Regions from separate parts of the Mus musculus genome. Here region 2 is linked to region 1. A link is a loop called in an ENCODE intact Hi-C map of the cell type or tissue named here. Cell type or tissue: gastrocnemius. All regions are shown on one strand. Each heading gives the region's core, and the rest is flanking DNA. Links, peaks and the distances in the headings are about the cores only.

What was found. A loop is a pair of places that touch in the nucleus more often than their neighbours do. Peaks named below come from ENCODE experiments on the same cell type or tissue, not always from the same donor. Only the 100,000 strongest peaks of a DNase experiment are listed, where the experiment ranks them.
Region 2: a loop joins it to region 1, with 6 times the contacts of the local background. A loop is called at or near these places in 9 of 42 quality-filtered maps.

The regions. Positions count from the first base shown.
Region 1 is chr11:96,533,807-96,539,892 of GRCm38, forward strand. The region is part of intron 3 of Skap1 (src family associated phosphoprotein 1); the gene reads left to right. It overlaps Gm38960 (a long non-coding RNA gene), which reads right to left. Exons shown (of 3, transcript XR_880182.3): 2 at 5,221-5,496. Among named protein-coding and RNA genes, the nearest start is that of Gm38960, 3.2 kb to the right of the region's middle. In gastrocnemius, for the core only: CTCF peaks have their summits at 949 (motif pointing right) and 2,565; a DNase peak (open chromatin) is centred at 2,573.
Region 2 is chr11:96,275,854-96,281,939 of GRCm38, forward strand. It overlaps Hoxb9 (homeobox B9), which reads left to right. Exons shown (of 2, transcript NM_008270.2): 2 at 1-742. Hoxb8 (homeobox B8) reads left to right here and starts at 6,052. Exons shown (of 2, transcript NM_010461.2): 1 at 6,052-6,086. In gastrocnemius, for the core only: no CTCF peak of the experiment used is centred there; DNase peaks (open chromatin) are centred at 3,116 and 3,687; H3K4me3 peaks cover 1,906 bases; H3K27ac peaks cover 609 bases.

The DNA.
Region 1 (6,086 bases), core at 844-4,843:
TGCTATCTATCTATCTATCTATCTATCTATCTATCTATCTATCTATCATGCATTTGCATGTGTGTACTCATCAATTGTTGTTACATGTGTATGTATATATCCGAATATATTCCTAAATATAACCATCTCAGTCTGTACAATGTTACTCCTGTGTCTGTTTCAGGGCTGACCGTTTGGTGCTGATAACCGACTGGTGTGCTCTTCCCTGGAGAGGATCGTTTCTCCTGCTCTCAGCATTCTGTAGCTGCCTGCGGTTCTTTGTGTAGCGTTGAGGCCTTATATTATTTTTTAAAGTGTCTCGAATAGATGGGGTCCTGTGGGGTACTTTCCTGTCTAGGTGATTGACAGTCCATTTGGATTAACTCTTAAGGGATCAGACAACGGAATATTCTTTCCTTTACCAGAAAGCCTCTGGCTGTGGGATAACCAACGGATGCCTCTAACCCTTAAGATTTATACACTCTGTTTGTGCTAACAATGCTTCAGTAAAAATGACAGGGAGATGTTCCATCTGAAACTTCTGGTTCAGGGGACTGAACACCGAGTTGACAGTGCTGTTTGTAAGAGGGCTGGCTTGTTAAGGGTTGACCGTACAGGTGCGGTGTCACATGCATGAGCAGGAATCTCTGTTTGACCTTGGTAGGGGCACAGGAGTTGGGATCTTGTCAGTTTTCCATTACAGCCTTGGTGGTTACTAGAGGTCTGCATTAGTCACAGAGATAACTCCCCTGTCTACTGTATGTCAAAAGCTGCTTTGCACCCACACTCTAGTCCTTAGTGTTCACTGTTTCATCCTTATCCCTTGGGCTCAGATCCAGCAGTGGCCTGAAGAAAGTACTATCTCATTCTTTTTTTTTAAAAAAAAAGTGATTTATTATTTATATACATGTGTATGAGCCTGCATCAATTTATATGCATATGCAGGAGCTCGCAGAAACCAGAAGAGGGCGCTATACCCCCTGGAACTGGAGTTACAGGAAGTTGTGAGCCACCATGTGGGTGCTGGGAACTGAGCTCAGGTTTCCTTCAGGAGGGGCAAGCACCATCTCTCCAGCCCATCTCACTCTTTTTCAGCAAAAGATGCTAGAAATGGAACTAGCCTGATCATTTCAAGAGATGTCTTAAGTCATGGAGCATAATAGACCCTGGAATGAACTGGGATTACAAAAAAAAAAAGGTAACAAAATGTGGACTTCTATGTTTTCAAGCAACTTTCCTACTAGAATACTTAAAGCATGGTGATTCCAAGAAGAGAAGTGGCAGATTCCAAGCTACTCTTAGGTATGGGCCGCTTGAGCTTGTTTTCTGTGTTGCAGGGTCAAAATGCCCACAATTCCATGTGATTGTACAGAAAAATACTTCAAAAATTCAGCATATTGATCTGACTAGGCCTGAAATAGTTGTATTATAGTTAGTGAGCATGGAATCCTTGCAAAAAAGAAAAAGATATTTTAAAAGCCATCCCAGCAATGAAGAACCATACATTTGAACCGTGAATGAGGCTGCTTCCTTCCCAGTCACATGTGGAGTGGAATCGCTCCTGTGAGCTCACGTTGCTGGCTGTCATTCAGTATTCTTTGCCTTTGCATGATGATCATGATTTAGAAAGCACGCAGCCTTGGAGTCAGTGGATTAGGGAGGAGCTTTAGAATCAGACAGGGCGGGGTCAAAGCCTCGCTTTCCCACTTCTAGTCACTTCTGAACTTTGGGTAATTTGTCAAGTTGTTTTATTTCTATATCACGGTTTCTTCATCTGTATCCTTTTTGGGATACTAACATGTCCCAGGGGTATACCTGAAGAGCCTAGACTAGAGCCTGTATAAAGTTCAGAATACAGCAAGTTGTTCCATTCAGTATTGTAGCTGACTGTCTCCTGAAAATTAACACATACTGAAATGAAGTTGAATAGCTTACAGTAAGAGTGAAGGACAGAGAATAGAGTGGTCCAAAGAAAGCAACCACAGACCAGTGATTCTGGGTTACGGTTGCCTAGCGGCTAGACTATCAACATATTTGTATTTATCTGTGTACCGCCAAATGCAGGTTCACACAGTTTTTAAAAATTCTGTCAAGATCTCATAAGTAGTGAAAATATTCTAACTCAGCAGGTTCCATTTTGGTACCAGTGAGAACAACAGCAGGCAGTGGGATGTGCTCCAGTAAGGCTGGAACAGCAAATGACAGACTGTAGGTTGCTTTATGTGTGTGTTGTCACATATACAATTATCTCATTGTGTCTGTTGCTGCCAGCCCTTCAGTTTATTAACATCCAGGAGCCCTTATCCAAAAATCTAAGCAGGGTTAAAGATCACAGCATTTTCCAGAAATGACAGGGGCAGGAGCAGAAGAGTTCATACTGCGTGTATCTCTCTGTCTGTCTGTGTCTGTCTGTCTGGATGGATGGATGGCTCTGGCTCTGGCCCTGGCTCTATGTATGCTTTTCTGTCTGTGTCACTCTGTTTCTACCTGTCAGTCTGTCTGTTATGATTGTCTTCCATTCTTTCTTTCCCTTTTTGAAAGAGCTACGCTGATGCTACGCACTGCAGCTCACCCTACTGGCTAAAATGAGAAACTGCACCACAAAGGACCATTTTCTTTAAAAGCGGAGGAGGGGCTACTTTGGAAGACAGTCTTAGCCAGTCCTCTCCAGTTTTCTGCTCGCTGGTTTGGTTCACTTGAGAGTATTATTAATCTGTGCTATCCTTTGGGTTGCTAGATTCACAGGTGTTCCCTAGTGACTGTTCTCTGAGCATCAATTTGCTTCAATTTCTTATTATCTACACCATTCCATTCTTGCACTATTCTTAGTGTGGCCATGTAATTAGTTAGCAGTATTCAGAAGATAGAGAATTTGCACTCAGAACTCAAGCTCAGACTACTTGTCATGGGAGACCTCGGAACAACTTTAAAAAGTGTAATAGATGGAAGCTTGCTCTACCCGGATGACTCTCATCCATTCTGCAGAGTTAATGACATTTGGTACTGTTACACTCACCGCCAGGGCCTTGGAGGCGAGGGGTGAGAGTGGCAGGGAATATTTATACATTGAGTTATGGATAGATAGAGCAGGAGGGAAAAGATGGGCAAGAAGTCAGACTACATAGAACAGAGAAGAATCTGAGACCTTCACTGTCCGTGAATTAATCGCAAGAACCAACCACGCAAGTCCAAATGGATATTTAGGAGTCGGTGAAGCCTCACAGATGTTCTGTGGAAAACACCATACATTTTCTAATGCATGAGTTTGTGCAAAATGGTATATAATTTATACTGCAAGTATTGACAGATTCCCCTCCCGACCCCGACTTTGATGTCACAGGTGTGCTCAGTAATATATTCACGTGTGAATAACGCTTCACGTACCTGGTCACATCCATATACAGCACGTTTCTTTAGATCCAGAGGCTTAGGTGAAGGTTACAAGGTGTCGCCATTTTGGTGGCACTACCAGAGTTCAACTTTGGGAACTGCATTAGTGTTAAATTGGTCTGAGAAAAGCTGGCCATATCAATGCTACCAAGCATGAACGCTAACTGGATTTGGATCAGGAAACTTTATTTATAGCATTTTAGTGAGGATTTATTAGTTTAAAGAGGGAGCCACATGCCTCGTGGGTTCTTAAATATCAAATGGAGCAGGAAGTTCTTGTTCTCTTTTTAATGTCAACAGTCGTAACAGCAAAAAACAAAAACCACCCAAAATGACAATTTCACACTAGTTTCCATTTCTGTATATTATCCAAAGACATGAGAAAAAAAAGTCATAACAAAGCCAGGACGTTTTTTAACCATGTGACACATAGTTGCTTACAGGTGACAAACAGATTTTATGAGAGCACACTCACAATTAATTGGAAGAGAGATAAACGGCAGAGACTTATACCGACATGAGAAAAACTAACGAGCCTTTATATACATCTATTGAGCAGAAAACGTGTCTTTATGTTTTATGTTATTTGTTCTTGTAATTCATTGAAGTTTTTTAAATGCTCAACCTGTTTTCCTGTCTCTTTTCGTCTCTTCGGTAAAATTGTCACCATGCCCTGGCTGTGTCCCCAGATAGCACCTGCAGGTTCAGAACTAGACTGGGTTGTCCAAAGACCTGTAAGGGGAACGTTGTGGTTCATTTTTCTCTGACTCCATTTGGAGTTGAATTAGTAGATGGAAGTTTTTAGCAGTTTAATTCACTCCTCCATAAAGTTTATGGAGCAGCAACAGCTGGTTGAATCCAACGCAGCAAAAGCCAACTTCCAGTGGCCAAGCCATTGTTTCTGAATTAAGGGGGAAAACTCATTAGCCGGTAATGAAAACACAGAATAAAAAACAAACAACACAGAAACCCTGGCAAATAATTACCTTACACCCGATACAGAGCTGTTCTATCTTCCTGCTCCAACCTCAGAAACTCCCAACTTATCACTCTGCAAAGCATGAATGGAATTGAGTCTGGCTCTCAGAAAAGAAGAATAGAGAAATCACCCCCAGGATGGGCCCTCAGCACAGGTGCCCAGTGGAGAACCTGTCATTGAATATACCAAGGAGCGGATGAAGCACCCAATTCTTATGACACTTAGAATCGAGGAACAAATTACCAGCTAATGGCAGGTGAACCCCTGATAGAGTTCCCCTAGATCTTGTTTAGAAATACAAAAGAAAAGGCTGAAGGCGGCGGAGGTGATTAATGGAGATATAGTGTGTTAGAATATATATCTGTAGAGAAATATATTGATTCCGAGTGAGTTGCAGTGGGAAGTGTGTCTCCAGCGGCAGAGGGGCTGGCCTGTGAGAAAGCCACTCTAAGCAGATGGAGTTCAAAGCCCTAATTGTTCAGCTGCTGAGTGGAAATGTCTGTCACTGTAGCTTGTGATCATTTATGTCTGATCCCACTGGATCCTAGTTGGAACGGGGACTGTGAGAGCGGCCGACGAGTCCAGAGAACGAGAGTGGCTACACTTTAAGGAAAAACCATGCCTTTTAACTTAAGCCCATCCAAAATGACCACAGTAATTGTCAATTCTATAAAACTTTTCACCCATGCATCTCAACTAGTTGTAATCATTTTAATTACACCAGAGCATCTATTTTTATGCACCGTGATAGGCTCAATTCTGTGCAAGCCCAAGGGAGGCGAGCCACTGGATGTAACTGCTAAAACACTTATGACATCGTCGAGAACTAATCGCATTTAAGTGTAAGGCATATTTCTCAATGTTTTTCTCACCAGCAGCTGTCTGTCATGCTGACACAGGCTCTGTAGGAAGTGCTGAACTGTAATCGCTCCTTGCTGCATACGAAGACGGGGGCACAGGTACCCATGGTACCCAATGCATTGGCGCGGCTTAAAGTCCACCTGTGTAACTATTCCGAAACCACCGGGATCACATGGAAGTGACTGTACTTCTGAAGTGAATAAATCAAGTGGCGGCTCCTGGCAGGTGTTGAGGGTGAGAGTTTTAGACAAGGCAGCTGTGAATCCAATCCGTGTGCTGGACTGGATCTTGGAACACAAAGAAAGGCAGTAATGAAAAGTCCCAAGCAGTACAAAGAAAGGTTGAGCGTAGCAATATTAATTTGCTGGTTTGGCAGATAGATTTCACTCACGGAAGAAGCTGGCACGGAGGAAGGCTAGAGGAAGGCTGTATAGAAGCTATGTCATATCTCCACAACACTTTTATAAAACTTATTTTAAGGATGGGCACCGTGGTGCGTGCCTTTAGTCCCAGCACTTGGGAAGCCAGGGTAGGAGACCCTCTGTGAGTTGGAGACCAACCTGATCTACACAAGCAGGTTCCAGGATAGCCAGGACTATACAGAAAAACCATGTCTCAAAACAAAACAAAAAACAAAATACAAAAAAAATTTTAAAACAATTTTTGCAAATCCAAAACAAATCCAAAAACGTCCCCTGATCATCATAATCTTTTAGATGTTAGACTGGAGAGGGTTGGGCTCCTCCACTTGGTGGTTTTATCAGGTATATGAAGCAAGCAGAATGATGGTTGAACAGAGATGTTTAGTATATCCTATGAATGTTAAATTTTGATCGGAACATATACTATTTTTACAAAGGTTTTCAATTTGTCTCCA
Region 2 (6,086 bases), core at 751-4,750, 260 kb before region 1:
TCTTGCACCAGCAAGACAAGTCTCCCATTGTAGGAAAAAAAAAAAAGTCCCTTTCCTCTCTGCTAGGTCAACCCCACCATAGAGAAGGCTGGGTCAGAAGAGTCTGAAAATTTATTGTGAATCAATTCCCCAGCTCCCTTCCAGAGTAGGCAGTCAGGGCCGGGAGGAGCAATGGCCTCAGCAAGCAGGGCTAGTGGGTATCTTTCCATTTCACCAGTTTCCTGACCCAGGAAGAAGAGAGCCCCTTGGCATCCAGCCAGAGGTCCAAAAGAAGACTCAGAGTGGGGACTTCACCTCCTGCAAAGTCCACTGCTGTATCCATCCTGTTGCTGCTGCATGCATACGCTTCTGGCAAACAGTCCAGTGTGCACAGGAAAGAGGCAAACATCGCACCTCCCCATCGTGCAGAGGGGGGTCCTCTCTGCCTCTCTGCCTCTCTGCTCTCCCTGCTTCTCAATCCCTTCCACCCGTGGACTTTTGTTCCCGCTTCTCCTGACTGCAAAGAGGTCATTCCAGTAGAACTTTGAATTTTATTTTATTAATTTTTTTTTGCTTTTGTCGGTGGCTGTGGTGACATTGTGCTTGTGTTTTGTGATTTCTTTGGCAGTGATTTTCAGTTGTTGCTTATAAGGGAGGGTTGAGGGTGGGAGTGGGGAGGGCAAGGGGCCTAGAGCTCTAATTGTTTGTTTTGGAAGAAAAAGGGGAAAAAAAGAACAAAAAATATACATATCACTCTAGAAAACAAACCTCTCCTGCGTTTTATTCTGTGTCACTTCTCCTCTGGTCATTTAGCAAAGCGTCCATTTGCTGAAAGCATGGCTTCAAACAAAGACAAGTTAGTGTCCACAGTCACAGGCTTTCTCCTTTGACCTTTTAGATCCTGCTACCTGCTCTGGTGGTGCTGACACCTGGTGGGTACCCAAGTTCCAAGACCTGGGCTTAAACTGAGCAGGGCTCTTCCGGTAGAACGAGGAGAGTGGAGAAGGAGGAAAGACAACCTCCAACATCTTTTGGAGCAGAGTCTCCCTATAGCAAGGGGTCTCTCACAAAGTTGCTCTGGAGACCTCCGCCATTAACTCAGGGAAGGAGAAGCTTGGCTAGTATTTCCTGGAGGCAGCATCATCTCTCAGCTAACCACTTCCAAACACCCAGCAAGGAGGAAGTTAGTGCCTTTTCTCGGCTGTTGCCATGAGGATGGTGGTTGAGTGTAGTGGAGACCCAGTGGTGGGAGAGAGCTCAAATGGTTGAACCTCAAGATTCTTTGTCGAACCCCCCACCACACACACACACACACACACACACACACACACACTCCTAGGGCAGCTTGCTGAGTCTGGGTGGTTGCGATCAGGGCGAGTGACAGTTCTCAAAAGAAAGCCACGGAGGAGTGTGGGACACAAACGTTTCAGAAATGGGGGATAATTTCTTTTCAAAAGGACCCCTTCCCGAATCACACTTGGCTTCAAGAATCGTCTGCAGTGTCCCCGCCAGAGCCTGTCGTGAGGTCTTGGAAGCCCTGTTTTGTTTTGTTTTTGTTTTTGTTTTCTTCTTCTTCAATCGTGAGGATGCGGTTGCTGCCGGCCTGCAGCTCTGCAGCTGACCTCGAGAGCTTCTCTCCGCTGCACACGCCACACTGCAGCGGAGACACTGTGCGTTGGGGTGGAGGTGGGGACAAAGGCTGGCCGGAGTGAGAGAAAGAAGCCCTGCCAAGGCCGGCCCTACCCCTCTCTAACGAAAGGGCGAGGGGATCCGAGAAACAGGAGAGGAGAAACAGGAGACAGAGAAACTGGTACCGCGGCTGGAACAGGCGGCCTGCCAGGAGGGTTATGTTAAAGATGGAAAATGAATCTGGCTTTAAAGCTAGTGTAGACTAGGCTGTTTCTCCATCCTTGGCTCTCCAGGCTCTGCCGGCGGCAGAGGATGAGCGAAGGAAGTCCCAGTTTCTGCCAAAAATAAACATAAAAAGCGAAGCTGGAGACTGGGCCGCTGAGGGGTTGGAGGCGAGGGTGTCTGGAGTTGCCTCTGGCAGCCGCGTCTGGGTCCCTAGCCTGGAGTGGCTTCTTACAAGACAAAGGCGAAGGTGCAGAGCCTGGGAAGCCGGAGATGAGGAAATCAATTGTCATAAAAGAGAGATTCAGAGAGAGAGAGAGAGAGAGAGAGAGAGAGAAGCTGGAAGAGGAATTCAATGCCGTGTGCGCAGCAATAAAAGAATATGACCGCTATAAAAGTTTATAGGGTATAAATTTCTGAAGGTTAAGAAACTAAACAGCAGCAAAGCAAACAGTGAGGGGAAACTTTCCGGAGATGAGCCTCAGATGAGCCTGGGCTCTGGATCTGGTGGGATAATGGCTGGGTCGGCCCCCATCCTCACCCTCAACCCTTTTGCGCCCACGACTGAGGCTTGGGGTCTGGGACTTGGGAATCAGGGGCAATGGGGTGAGGTTCCCCGAGGGTAAAAACTAAAGAAGCTAGCAGCTGGGAGGAAGAACGGTTTGTTGTCCCTAAAGTTTCAGTAATCGAAATTCTGACTGTTGTCTTTGTTCTTTACACCCCCTCTGGAACCACCATCCATAAATAAGAAACCTTTGCACACGCGGACACACACACACACACACACACACACACACACACACACACACTCACACACACACACGCACGCACGCACGGACACGGACTCAGGGACACACACACAGTCCAGCAAGGCCAGACATAAGGGAGAGTAGCCTCTTGATCCTTCTTCAGTTCTGTTTCATCCCCTCGGCCCTTCTCATCCCTCACAAAAAGCCCAATTGTTACCCTTTAGCGTGTGAAATATTCGTGTAAGGCTTAAAACGTGCTGATTTCTTCTTTTACTGACTAAAGCTTAGCGTCTTCAATATAAATTAGGGACTGAGTGGATATACAGCTTTTTTCCCCTTTAAGTTTATCTGAACTATTCCACGAACTGTTTCCTGATTCCGAAGCCTTTTTCTTATCTGCTTTCATTTCTCTCCCCTATTTCTAGTAATAATGAAAGTTTAATCGTTTGTTGCCTCCTCTGCTAGTTCTCAGAGAACCTGGCTGAGCAGATATAAGGACGTCTTTTGCACAGTGGCCGCTAGATGGCATCCTTGCTCCATATGAAATTTCCCAGTGCTGCGGCTGCCGGCCCAGCGGCTCTACACAGCACCTTGTTCGGCCCTGTATCTAGAAACAGAGAGCTACCAAAAGTCATGAGAAATTTGCACATAATAGAAAAAAAAAATAGGGTTTGTTATGGCTCTTTCCCCTACTGTATATATTTCAATTATAACAGAGTTCCTTTCTCTCTTCAAATGGTTCATTTTCTGAATTTCTCACAGTAAGAAAGCTGTTTGCCAGTTGCTGTGTTTGATGGGGCGAGAAATGCGTGGGAACCGGAGATAATGTTAATAATAAAAATATAGAAATAATAGGCACAAATCAAGGAGGCGAATTGATTTGAAAAACTGAGATTTTCCTGCAGTGGGGGCGAGGGAGGAATAAAGTGCAGGACAATGGGTCAGGTGAGACTGGTGAGCCTGCAGGTCTTTTGAAGAGGAAGCTACCCCAGGCGGGCTGCCCACACCTGCTGAAGAGAGAATCCGGACGTGCCAATCTGGGAGATTTCCAAATTTGGGAGAAATGGGGACCTGGCTTTGGTGAAGATTCGGTGGTGCTCCAAGTCAGAGGGGCCACTGCCCCAGGGCGCCGACTCCAGAGCCTTTACATGTGTGCAGGTCTAGGCTGGCCGAGTGCCTGGTCATCAAGGCTCGGACAGACTCTCCCTAGGGGTGCGGAATGCAGGATGCGGGATGCGGGATGTGGGATGCAGGATGCGGGAAGGCTTCAGAATCTCCTCGGAAGGCTCAGTCAAAACCCTGCGCATTTTTCCTAACAGCAGTAGAGGCAGACATGGCGACGGGGAGCAGTCTCTGGCTTTTCCACGCTTCCGGACTCCCAGGTGAGAGCTGCGGCTTCCTCGGGCGCGCCCAGGCTATGCCCTTGGCGTCCTTACTCTGGCAAACCTCGGGGAAGCCAGTCCTTCTGGGACGGAGCAGCTGGAAGCCTGGACCCAGGCACTTTTCCGTTCTGAGGTTGTCCCTCTGACTGCCTACAACCCCTTTGGCTGGTTCCCAATCTTCACTTTCCTCTCAGTCCAGCCTGAACCTGCCTCCAACCTGAGCCTCCAAAAATGACCCCAGAACCCCGTGTGGCTTCTTCTCTTTCCGCAGGACCAGGTGTAAAGAGGCCAGCGGAGTGTCTTCTCAACTTGAGTTTCTCCAATAAATCTGCCCTCCGTTGGGTGTTTATAACTGATCTCCGAGCTCTTTCTTGTTTTTTTTTTTCTTTCTTATAATAGAAACATTTTCCTTCCATCAGAAATTTCTGGCACGGTGTAGGGATGATTTAGAACAAGCCATTGAATTTCTATCCCACCAGTGAGTCCTCAAATCATGACCATAAAATCCCCCGCACTTGATAAAAATGTTCACTTCAGCAACAACTTGACACTGCTTTAGCTTGCCTCACCGACCTCTCATCCGTGTGGAAAAACAAAACCCCACAGCTTGCTTCAGTTTCCCTCTCTCTGGCCCCCTCCTTTTCTCTCTCCTTTCTATATACACTGTACTTCAGAAGGCCGAGTGAAACCCTTAGTGCAGCTTCTTTGGAAACGTGGTTTCATTTTTACAAAGATTCTGGCTCATGGAACCCCTCAAAAAAAAAAAAAAAAAAAAAAAAAAAAAAAAAAAAGAAGCACCTTAGAGAACGGGCAGTAGATTTAATTTATTTGTAAAATTGACTCTGCCTTTGTTCTAGGACGTTTCTTTCTCCTTCTCTCTGTCTTTCCAGTCAGTTCCCTCAGGAGACCATTGGTTCTGCCTGCCACCCTAAGGTTTGACCCCCCCCACCAGCCATGTGCCAGGTACACAGAGGAGGGCCTGGGCTTGGAGTGGGGCAGCCAGTCATTTCTGGATTTGAGGCCTCAGATCTTCAGGTGCTGGAGGTCCAACTAAAGGCACCCCAACAAGAGAAGAGGGGAAATGGAGACCTTGGTGGCCTTGTTTTTTTCCACTCCAAGGTTAGTGCAGGTGGTCAAATGGCTATGGGGACATATACCAATAACAGGTGCCTTTTAAACCCACACCTTTGTGTTGGGCACGGGAGAGCATAAGACAGCAGTAACCAAGGCCTTGGTACCCAGCCTTAGTCTCCACTACCCTTACCTCTTTTGCTGTGTGGATGAAGAGGTCACTATCTATACCTGGAAGGCTTGTGTGTAGAAGGAATGGGTGGTTGGCCCCAGAAAGCTGGGTGTCAGTGGGGCTTGGTTTCTGAATGCCAAGGCCCGGGGCACAGGTTTACAGCCACACGAGATATCATCCTTTGATATCACTGGACCTTTCCCTCTAAAGTGGCCAAAGCACCTCCAGAAGACCCCCCCCTTTCTCTTGCAGCTCCCCCCAACCACCAGCAGGTAAAGCTCCTGTAAATGGCAGAATTGGCAGCCGCCTGCAGAACTTTGTTCCACCTTAGCACTGCCCATTAACCAGAAAGTTTCTTCTTCCTCTCTCAGGCCCTCTCAGACTCCCTTTCCACAGAAAATCTCGCGTGTTTGCTTAATGAGGGAAAGTTATGTGCGTGACCTAGGTGAGGACAGATCTCGGGGTGGTTTGGGGTCTCATAAGAGCCAGTGGGGTCAGGTGTGTCTGCAAGGGAGAAAATCTCGGGGAAAGTCACCGTTTGTGCCGAAAGGGAAAAAAAAATCCACAGCAACCCATAATCGGTCTCATTTCAGCTAAGTCACCCCCACCGTGCTTCAGTCGGGCGGCGGGGGCGATCGAAGCTGCAGTTTTATAGCTGTAGAGGAAAGAACTCGTAAAATGCTAACAGCTTTTATGCGCTGCAGCATAAACAACAACAGACTCCGGCTTTATTGCGTTTTATAGTTTGTTAAAGAGTTTACAGCCGTTTTTTTGGGGGCTGGTTACCCAGCCAATTCCCTCCACACGATAGTTAAACCTTTATCAATAATAAGGAAATTGATCATTAAAGCTTTAAATATGACTACCTCGTTTGTTTGAAAA